Regions from separate parts of the Mus musculus genome. Here region 1 is linked to region 2. The links are chromatin loops, found by intact Hi-C in ENCODE. Cell type or tissue: left cerebral cortex. All regions are shown on one strand. Each heading gives the region's core, and the rest is flanking DNA. Links, peaks and the distances in the headings are about the cores only.

Region 1 (5,379 bases), core at 60-5,059, 890 kb after region 2:
GCAAGAAAACTGGGACACAGGAGAAAATCAATCCTGTCTGGCTGAACTGATTTTCCCACTCCTTATATACAATGTCCCCCGTTGAGAGACAGTATTACTTTAAATCAAATTGGGATCAATAGAGGATAGCCATGGTGACATAACTTAACACCTCAATCCCCTCAGAGGAGGAATATAAAATATCTCGGCTCCTTCCTACTGGTTAGAGAGCCGTAACGGGTATGAAAAATCAAATGTTCTCAGGAAAAACCAAGCTGGGAAACACCGCATTTGTGAATTCATAATTAACAACATATGGAGTACAGTATGTGTTTCATGGTCAGGAGTATGAATGTACACATGCCATGCATGCCCACGGATGTCATAGAAAAACATCCATTGGGAGTTGGTTCTCTCTCTCTACCACAGGACCTGGGACTCAAACTCAGGTTCTGTCAGGCTGCATACTTTACTCATGTGTGTAATTAGACCCGGCTACCGATCATGCCTCAGAGTTACAATCCTAGGATGGTGAAGGCAAAGGCAGGAGGGTCACAGCAAGTTCCAGGCCATCTAGTGTACGTGGTATGGCAGAGTACACTGTAATCTTAGCACTCAGAAGTTAAGACAGCAGTATCTCAAGTTTAAGGCCAACCTGAGTTACACTCAAGGCCCTGTCTACAAAAACCAAAACTTAATTATGAACCTGCCAGTGCAAAGCCATGAGTTACTTCCCTATGAAATAAAACAATTCTTGGATTCTTCTAGTCTTATATACAGGGCAACTGAATTTCCTAATTAATGGTCAACTGAGAGTGAGCAAAATTGGCTTCTCCTGCTTCTAAGTAGACGTTAGTTCTGAGTAAGTCAGAATACATATGTAATTAAAACGTATTTCACAACGTTAAAGGTATTTCATGAATTTAAAGTCTTTTGATCTTAAACTTACAATCTTGGAGCCTTGTGTGATGATGAATATTGTCAACTTGACCGGCTCTAGCATCACCTAAGAGACAAGCCTCTAGGCATGTCTGTGATAGGGATTTGATGATCAGGATGAGGTGGTGGGAGCCCCACCCTAAATGCAGGTGGCACCATTTTAAGAGCTTCTGTGTTAGACTGGATAAAAAGAAGACAGCCACCTAAGCTCTTCTCTGCTTCCTGCCCGTGGACACAATGCCACCAGCCGCCTTGTGCTGTTGCTTCGCTTCCAGGTTCATCCTTGCCACATGGACTACACACTCCAACTGTGAGCCTAATTAATAAACCCTAAAACTGCTTTGTCAGTCATTCTTTTCACAGCAAAAAGGAAGGTAAGGTAATAACATACCTTGCCTATTAGGATGACCTAAAATGAATAAATACCTTCACAAATATGTAAAGAACTAAAACAAACATTCAACTTGTAGTTTAAATATTTATGTCCTATGATTATAACAACTAGGAGGAAAATGAATTGGAAATCAGTTTCCCTTTATTCTTTAAAAATTTAATTCATATATACAAATGCACCCCCTAATTATTAGGGCCTAATACTTCCCTCCCTAGGACTCCTCAACTTGTTCCAAAGAAATGACTTTTCCCTCCCCTAGCTGCCATCAGCTGCCAAAAGCATCTCTACTAGGGGTGGGGCCTCACTAGTCCTTCCCTGAGAAGTTAGTTTTCTAACAAAATACTGTTGGGCTTGGGGCCGTAGCTCAGCTGTAGTCGAGTGCTTGGCTAACACGTATGAAGTGCCAGTTTCAATCCCCAACACCACATAAAACTATAAATGGTTGCCTATCTCTATAATCTCATCACTTGAGGCAAGGGCAGGAAGATAAATTCCAGGTTATCCTCAGCTACACAGGGAGCTCAAGGCCAGTCTGGGATACATAAGACTCTGTTCCAAAAAAAAAGATTAAAAAAAATTAAAAAGCTTATATTCTAGAAACCTTCCTGTATGTATTTTCTATTTTTTTAACCATAATAAATACTTTTATGCCACAACAATAGTAGTAGCAGTAGTTGTAGTAGTAAAATAGTTCACCTGGTGTAGGACTTGATCCAAAAATAGATAAACAGTCTAAAAGGATAGTTAAGTTAATTCGAAAAGTAACAGATTCTTCCTGAATGACAAATTCCTGAAACACGTCAGCCTATGAGAAAGCAAACATGAAAACATGAAAGTGGATTATATTAAAGAATGAAAATTCACACGTCTATATTTCACTTTATGCTTAGAAAGTAACAATACTCTGCCAACTCCATGAGAGTATTTCTCATTCCCAACTAAGACATACTAAGTTTTCAACCTTTCCCCACTTGAATACTACTGAATGGTTTAATCATTAAACGTGGAACACTAAGTGATGGCTCATCAGTTAAGAATACTTGCTAATCTTCTAGAAGACACAGGTTTAATTTCCAGCACCCACACGGTGACTAAAATCCTTTTGTAACCATTTTCAGGGGATCCAACACCCCCTTCACAGGAACTTGGCAGGAACCAGGTACACGCCTTTTGGAGACATTCATGCAGGCAAAACACTCATACACACGAAATTAAGAAGCCAGGAGCTGGAGGTTGGCTCAGAGGTTAAGAGCACTGACTGCTCTTCCAGAGGTAGAGGTCAATTCCCAGCAACCACATGGCTCACCACTATGTGTAATGGGTTCTGATGCCCTCTTCTGGTCTGTCTGAAGACAATGTACTCACATACATAAAATAAACCTTTCTAAAAATATTAAAAAGCCAAACACCACAAAGTTACCACCCCCTAGTAAGGGCTCTTCATCTTCATTTCTGTATCTAAATTTAACACCTATGTGAACTTGCCCTAACTCTGTCTTGTGCCTATCCCTTAAAGCTAAAGTCACTTAAGGATAGGATAATTCAGTGTCAGGCAGTGGTGGTACATGCCTTTAATCCCAGCACTTGGGAGGCAGAGGCAAGGCAGAAGCAGGCGGATCTCCAAGAACTTGAAGCCAGTCTGGTCTATAAACCAAGTTCCAGGTAACCAGGGTTACATGTTAGACTCTATCTCCGGGGGAAAATGCTCCGAGGAAAAATTACAGCCAATAAGAGGAAAAACTAAAACGTGCATGACAATAATACTGTAAAGAGTAAATAGGGTTCTCGCCCTAATTCAATCAGTTGTAAGACTACTGAAAATTAAATCTGGTGCCACTATGTCAAACGAGAAAGTGTCTATATGTGTAAAGATTAAAAGAGGAAAATGGTGAGAAGAGTCATTAATAAACTATCACTAGTAATCGTTATCTGTGTGAGACAAGATGGGGAAAGTATTTGTTGGCAGGAAAGAAAAAAAAGTAACGACATTTTGTTCACTAACTTGAGTTTTGTTGAATTAAGTCCTTCCAAATTCATTCATTAGGGAATGCTTTAAAAATGTCTTCACTCCCCCATACCTGAATAAAGGCATTTGCTTGCACACACTTTGCATTCTCCACTGTAACCTTGATTCCGTTTTTGGTAGCAAAACACGTGGCGTGTTCTCTGAAATGAATGGCTTTCAAGACAGTGGAGAGATTCCTAACGTTGTCAAGGCTGGCCACTAAGCAGTACTGTTCGTACTCCTCTTCATTGTACTGGGTTAGGAGAGGCATGGATGGTCCACGGTACCGTCGGCTCCGAGAAGAAGGATGCTCCTCTTCCGGAAGATGTGTGAAAACCTGAGACACGGAACAACAAACCTCGCTATCAGTGCGGACAGGACTGGCGACCTCAACCCGAGCCGAAATCGAGATCATTCTATTTTCATGTCTCAAAACTACGGTATTCTACACTGAATGCAGTTCACAGGGTAGCTCTAAAAGGCGCGGGTAACCGGGCTTGCTTAGCACCTCTGAGCGCCACCAACCTGGCTTGCAGGAGAACGCGACTTCGGCCCGCTCGCCGCACAGCGGCCACTAAGGGAGCCCCTGGCGCCAGGCTGTGGGTGACGTCCGACCCCTCAAAGCCCCTGCCACCCCAGCCCCAAGAACACCCTGAGCGTCCAAAAAGCTAGCAAGCCAGGCAAACAGCTCCCGCCACCGTTCAGATACGCAACCACCTAGGCCACCGTCACCACCGAGCCGCCGTGTGCCTAGAGAGTCTACCTCGAGACCGGAAGCGAGCGCCTTGGAGCCGGATGACTTAACTCACAGCCTAACGTGGGCTACCATAGAGATCGGAAGGCAGAGCGAGCGGCAGAACCGGAAGTGCAGGCAGCGACCGACGCGGCGAGGCGAGATGGCGGCGACCAAGAGAAAGCGGCGTGGAGGCTTGGAGGTTCAAGCGAAGAAGCCAAAAAGGAGCTCGAAAGATGCCGGGCAGCCAGCTAAGCAGGCCGATGTGGCCAAAGAGGCGGAGGAGGAAAATAGAGATCGTATTCCAGGTCCGGTTTGCAAGGTAAGAGGCCCGACTCCCGAAGTTGGAGTCGGCGCTCTGACCCACCTTTGGGCCACCGAAGCAGCGAAGTGACTCCAGTCAAAACTTGACAGGATCTTATGCTTAGGGTTCCCTGGAGGGACTGGACAGTGTTTATGTCTAATTTTCGTGTAGATGGCCTTCTTCCTGGAGACAGCAGTTCGTAGACCCTAAGCCAGTTAACAGGGAGTTGATTTAATGGGTGTTTAGTTCCAGGATCCTTGTCTTCCAGTTACTGACCCCCACCCCGCCTCCCCAGAGTAATGGTTTTCCTTTGTCTTTTTTTTTTTTTTTTCTCAGAGTCTTTTTGGTGTAACTATAAATTCCTTCTGTTTTGGTCCGTATCACATAGGATTACCGAAGTATGTATGTATGTATGTATGTATTTATTTATTTATTTGCCAAGCCTTTAAAGCTACAGTCCTGTGAGTCTGTGACTCTGACTTGTTTGGTTAGATCTTTTAACTCAAGGGTCCTAGACCACTAGTTTTACTGTGTCAAACAGTGCGACACACTTATACCAAGATGAGCTTCCCTGGCCTTAGCATCTAGGAAATAATGAACAAGAGTTCCTCCAGAAATATTGGAGTTTAGAAGGAAAGAAGGCTTCATAGAAAACTGTGTGTCTCTTCTAAAGGCCAGCAGGTTCTTGTTGGAGTTACTTTCAGTCACCTGGAAACTCCTTAAGGAAGGTATCTGTATGGAGGAAATCTTGCCTCAGACTTGTTAGTCCTTTGTGCTTAGTGTAGTACTCAAGTACTGAGTGAGGCAATGTGGACATTGTACCCCACTTTTAATTAACAGTTAAATCTTGTACCTTTGTCTGAAAGGATAAAAGTGACTTTTGAGGAAAATTAGCTGGTTTTCAATAAAAGTTAGTGCGCTCCCTCTTAGGAGCTGGACATGAAACATGAAGGGAACTAATCTGAATCACACTATGATATATGAATTGGAATTAATGAGACAATTACTACTATTAGGGTGGTAAG
Region 2 (5,379 bases), core at 236-5,235:
CACCTCACCACCAAGCCGCACCGCCAGACCGGTTTGCACTGCATGGCGGGAACCTTCTGGGCAAATGGTTTTAGCGTTTGTTTCTATGGGCCTTTCAGAGCATTCACTGGCCCACTTCCCTTTTCACGGGGGACCGGGTTACAGTGTGGTGTGTCAGACTGCTCTTACACAGTCAGCTTCCGTAACCTACATTTTATTGAAGGAGCTGGTGTGCCGAGGAGCCAGCCAGCTAGAGAAAAGCAGGAACCACTGTATAGTAAAAGCATCACATTCCTTGTGCTCTGTTGGTAGTTTTAGCTCTATCAAGAAAATACAATGGAACTGATAACGTTTAATTTCTCCTCTATGTTCTCAGGTGTTAAATTTATTTACTTGATTATCCATAGGCATGAAATCAACCAGAAGCAACCACTGACTTCTAGTAGTCTGGGACTTAATAAAGACAATCGTGTTTATTATTAGATACCATGTGTGACTCCAGAGCACAGGTCCATCCATTCAGGTATTGTTTGTGGCTGCTTGCCCGCTGGAACAGTAAGGCGTTTGAGTGGATGTGTCAAGTCTGCACGTTGACTGTCTTGTGTGGGACTTGAAGGACTGTGTCCTTTTCCTGCTGTGCTTGCTGCCTTACGTGTGCACAGGAAGTAGGCTGGCAAACTTCTTGCAATCTTGAACTGGCTGTAAAAATGGAAGGCACGTATGAATGAATACAGAGCAGTTCCAGGAGTTTGGGTCAGGTGTGTGCAGTGGATGTGTGTAGTACCATGGGTAGGAGCAGGAGGACCCCACAAGCTTGACCCATGTGGGTGACAATGAGATTCTGAAAACACGACTTATTTGATGGGCCCTGATGAACTTGTCTGGACCGCCTAACTCTGGGAGGGGTAGACGGAACACATGGGAAATCTCCATTAAATTAAATTAGGGTGGCCGGATTTCTGGTTTGGTCCCTAGCTGATATACTCAGTTACATCAAAGATGGCCACTTTTTCTGTCTCCTTTTATGTGCTGTTGGGTCTCACAGAAGTTTTAGTCTTTTCATTTCACCTCTGAGCATCTCCTGCCCCTGGTTCTTCCCACTAGGCCTTGGTTTTCATGGCTTATAGACCTTTCTATCAAAACTCATTTTGCATGTGTGTCCTTCTTACCCTATCGGATAAATACCCATCCTTTCTCCAGTCCTAAAGTTGGGAGACCAGTTCTGTGTGCTATACGGAGTGGGGAGAATTGAAGCCACTTCCTGTTGGTGAGTTCCACTCCCAGCAGCTCCTAGTGTTTCCCCACAGGTATCGTTCGAGGCTCTCACTGAGGGGTACATCTTCAGATCGTCACACTCCGTGTGCTCCGCCAACTGACTTGGCTTAATACTACTTCCTTCAATGTGGCTCTTACTGCTGCTGCTTTTCGTCCATGAATGACGGTTTCCTTTTAAATCCAACCATTCTAAAGCCCTGGCCTTCTGATGTAGACTCACAGGTATGATCTGTGGGTTGCTATTCTAACTGCAACTTCCAGCTGGACAAATATAACTTCTCCGAGCCTCTTGCTGCTTGTCAGATGTATACACTGTGTCCTATGGTGTGTAAATGCCATGGCAAGTCTCTGAGTTCTGTTACTTCTACTCCAGCACTTCTCCCCGTCATGTCAACTTGCCTCTGACCTCTCAAACTCAAAGCACTAATATCTTTTCTCTCGAGTATATTCTGTTTCCCTCAGTGTTCTGACTTCAGCTTGCATAACAATCATTCAAACCCTGCTTTCCCAAGACCAAAAGGATCTTGTGTATTCTTCATTGCACTGAAAACTCGGGCTCTGACAATAGAACTAATCTGGCCGTGAACGAACTGGTTGTGATCCCTGCTCATCTGAAGAGGAAAAGGGCCCTCAAGCACTTGCAATCCCAGGGCCTAGTTCTCAGGAGGGAGCGATGGCCTGGAGGGAGCGTGGAGGCTGTGGAGAATGGAGGAATGGACTGATGGGTGTCCAGAGGAGAGGTGCCTGAACCAGTGGATCACGAGCAGCCGTGGGTCTAATGGGATGAGCAGACTAAGCAAAAGAATGAGGAGTTGAGTGAAAAGGAGAAAATGATTTCGATCAGATTCACAGCAGACTGGATGCATGTTGATTTAGAAACAGGTAGTCCTTTACTGGGGGCTTCAGTAAAGCTGACTTCCCAAGGGATAATCTCTGAAGTTTTCAGCTTCTCCAAGTGCATTATGTCTCCACAGCAACGTTAAGGTGTAATTAATTTAAGTACTCTGTCCTGTGGCTACTGATATCCAGTATCAGTGACCCTGGGCATATATAGGTATGAATATAATAAGTGTAAAGCTTACCTTCAGACAGCAGAGGGCAGTCTTGCCCTCTTTAGCCAGATAGATGCAAGCACCAAAGTTGGTACAATCAGTTTAAAATTACCTAATTAGTTCAATTAGCTTGAACTGTCCTGTCCACTCACTGGAGATGAGTAATGGACTCTGGCAGCATCGTTGAATCATGTTCATCGCTTGAAATGGGGCTTTCCCGGATCACTCTCAGTAGCCTCTCACCATAACCGACCGTGGAAAGCACACAAGAAGCAACAAAGAAGCTAAGGGCACTGGGACTGTCCCTGCCATTTCTAACACGCTGTGGATGAAGGCGAGTGATGTGGCAGGGGTCCAGGGAGACAGTGGACGGGTGTCTGGTTTATAAGCAGAGAAGCAGATGCATATGCAGAATAAATGCAGTGCTCGCTTCATAGGCGCAAAGCTGTCACAGAATATGGAGATGCAACAGCTACCAGTGAGCTTGTCAAAGACAAAGGAACCCAGGAAGAATGCTTTGTCATTCTGGTGAAAACAGTCCAGCAGAGAGAGGTCTGTGGAGTGCTAACAGTGCATTATCTGGATCCTGTCCGGCAGATCACTTGCAGTGCAGGTTGCTGCAGAAACAGGAATCTACACAATGAGACAGTCAGATGACAAGCCCAGAGATCTCCTTTCTCCACTAGGATAAAATAATTCCTCCACCTCACTGCCCCAGCTTCTGGGGGTGGGATTGGCTAGAAACTAGGGCACCTTACCTACTACATTTGCGCCAGTGAGCTACCCTCCAGCCTGCTTTGTGCTTTGAGGTAGAGTCTTATTAACTTACTCTAGACCCAAAGGCGCGGTGCAACCTTGTGATCTTCCTGCTTCAGGCTCCTCCCCAATAGCTAGGAGTGCATGCTTACGTTTCAGCTGAACTTTGGAAACCATTAATTTCAGGGTCTCTAAGCGGTCCAGGGTTGATTAAGACTGAACTCTGTGTCATTGAAGTCACAGCTCTCATAGTGGGGGAGAAGAGGGCAGCACTCTCGGGTTAATGGACATAGGTCCGGGTTTTAAAAAATAGCTGCATGAAATTCTGTTCTATGACTTTATCACAACTTAATTCAGAAAGTGCTAGGAATTTCAATGTGGCTTTTTTTATTTTGGCCTGTGCAATTTTGCTTTTGTTGCTATACAAACCATGCTTCAGAAAATGTTTGCATGTGTTCCTATGTAATTCTCCTCTCTTACAAAAATAGTTTCTCAGAAGTGAGATTGCAATGTTAGAAAGGTTTCATGCCTTTTTAGTTTTGTAAGCTCCATCTTAGATGGTGTGGTGGTTTGAATAAGAGTGCTCCCCATCAGCCCATAGGTTTGACTGCTTAGTCATCAGGGAACACATCTATTTGAGATGGATCAGGAAGTTAGCCTTGTTGGGGGAAGTGTGTTGCTGGGGATGGGCTTTGAGGTTTCAAAAGTCCATGCTAAGCCTGGTCTTGCTCTCTCTGCCTGCAAAGGATGTAGCTCTCAGCTACTGTTCCAGAGTTGAGTGGTACCCTCCTCCCACCATGCCCCCACCATGATGCTAATGGACTAACTCTGAAAATGTAAGCAAGCCCACAATTAAATTCTTTCTAAGAGTTGTCTTTGGTCGTTGTTTCTCTTCATGGGAACAGAACAGTGACTAAAACAGATGGTCTGATAAATTCATGCCAGAGTGCCTTTGTTCCACTTGCTCACAAATGCTAGTGATGGATCCGTTCACAGATGAAACCTACCTTCCCAATCAGAAGGAAAAGGTACCAAAACCCAGTTAAACTAAGCATTTAATACTGTGTCATAAAACAAACATGCTGAGTGACAGAAATGTATGTTACTACTATTAGAGAGTCAATAATAATAATAATTACAATAATTTTACTCAAAGATTTTAGCTTTACTTTAGACTTGGCAGTAGTTCATTCCATAAGCCAGAATAAATAAAACAAGAAGGGAGGCTTGGTCTGTAGACAGACAAAGGCCGAAACAGAAAACAGATGGCTCATCTCAATGTTAAGTTTCCTGTAAGGCCAACATAGGAGACAGAACAAAAGGAAACTCCCTTTCAGGTAAGGATTCAGGTGGAGAGAACTTGGTTACCCTGACAACTGTCTCTGGTTTGCTTAGGAAAACTGGCTGTTAACTGATAACCCTGACTTTCTCTATAATCAGATAAGCAATTTCAAGAGGTGACTATTTAGCCTCTGTGATGGTTTGTATATCCTTGGACCTGAGAGTGGCACCATCTGAAGGTGTGGCCTTGTTGGAATAGGTGTGACCTGGTTGGAATGGGTGTGTCACTGTGGGTGTGGGTATAAAATCCTCACCCTAGTTGCCTGGAAGTCAGTGTTCCACCAGCAGCCTTTGGATGAAGATATAGAACTCTCAGCTCTGCCTGCACCATGCCTGCCGGAATATGCCATGCTCTCACCTTGATAATAATGGACAGAACTTCTGACTGAACCTGTAAGCCAGCCCCAATTAAATGTTATTTTTATAAGACTTGCCTTGGTCATGGTGTCTGTTCACAGCAGTAAAACCCTAACTAAGACAGCCTCCATGCCTCTGTTTTGTTTTTAACCAGATCTGTTGGGGCTTAAAACCATTTGATCCAAAACAATAGTCTCTCTGTCACTGTTACTCAACCCCAATCATCAGACAAGAAATGGCAGGGATGTGGCTGTTCTTAGAGTCTGATATTTATGATGGATTGCTATCAGGAAGGGTGGCAACAGGGAGTGATGTGCATTATGTCCCCAGCCTCCCTGCCTGACATAATCCTTATACAGTAAGGAGGCTCCTCATGAGTGGACACTGTATGGAATATAAATATTCTTCCACTCCCCCTGGGTTCAGTCTCCACCCTGGTGTGCAGCTCCCACACCTAATATGGGCACACACCTGGAAGAAGAACAGGGCCAGTTGATCTTCATCTTGGCCAGAAAATATACAGTGCCACACAAAAGTTTGTGGTACATAGCACTACTTGTAACTGGAAGAAAACATTGATTGTATTTAAAATCATCATCCCCTAAAAAAGGATCACAAC

What was found. Peaks named below come from ENCODE experiments on the same cell type or tissue, not always from the same donor. Only the 100,000 strongest peaks of a DNase experiment are listed, where the experiment ranks them.
Region 1: it touches region 2 in a loop (4-fold over the local background); 19 of 42 quality-filtered maps call a loop at or near these places.

What each region holds. Positions count from the first base shown.
Region 1 is chr15:10,484,728-10,490,106 of GRCm38, reverse strand. It overlaps Brix1 (BRX1, biogenesis of ribosomes), which reads left to right and starts at 4,170. Exons shown (of 10, transcript NM_026396.3): 1 at 4,170-4,372. The coding sequence starts at 4,214. Rad1 (RAD1 checkpoint DNA exonuclease) reads right to left here and starts at 4,089. Exons shown (of 6, transcript NM_011232.3): 1 at 3,843-4,089; 2 at 3,391-3,654; 3 at 2,009-2,117. The coding sequence starts at 3,588. In left cerebral cortex, for the core only: CTCF peaks have their summits at 2,663 (motif pointing left) and 3,897; a DNase peak (open chromatin) is centred at 4,100; H3K4me3 peaks cover 2,170 bases; H3K27ac peaks cover 1,202 bases.
Region 2 is chr15:11,377,389-11,382,767 of GRCm38, reverse strand. No RefSeq gene overlaps it. Among named protein-coding and RNA genes, the nearest start is that of Gm34444, 13 kb to the right of the region's middle. In left cerebral cortex, for the core only: a CTCF peak has its summit at 2,342 (motif pointing right); a DNase peak (open chromatin) is centred at 2,353.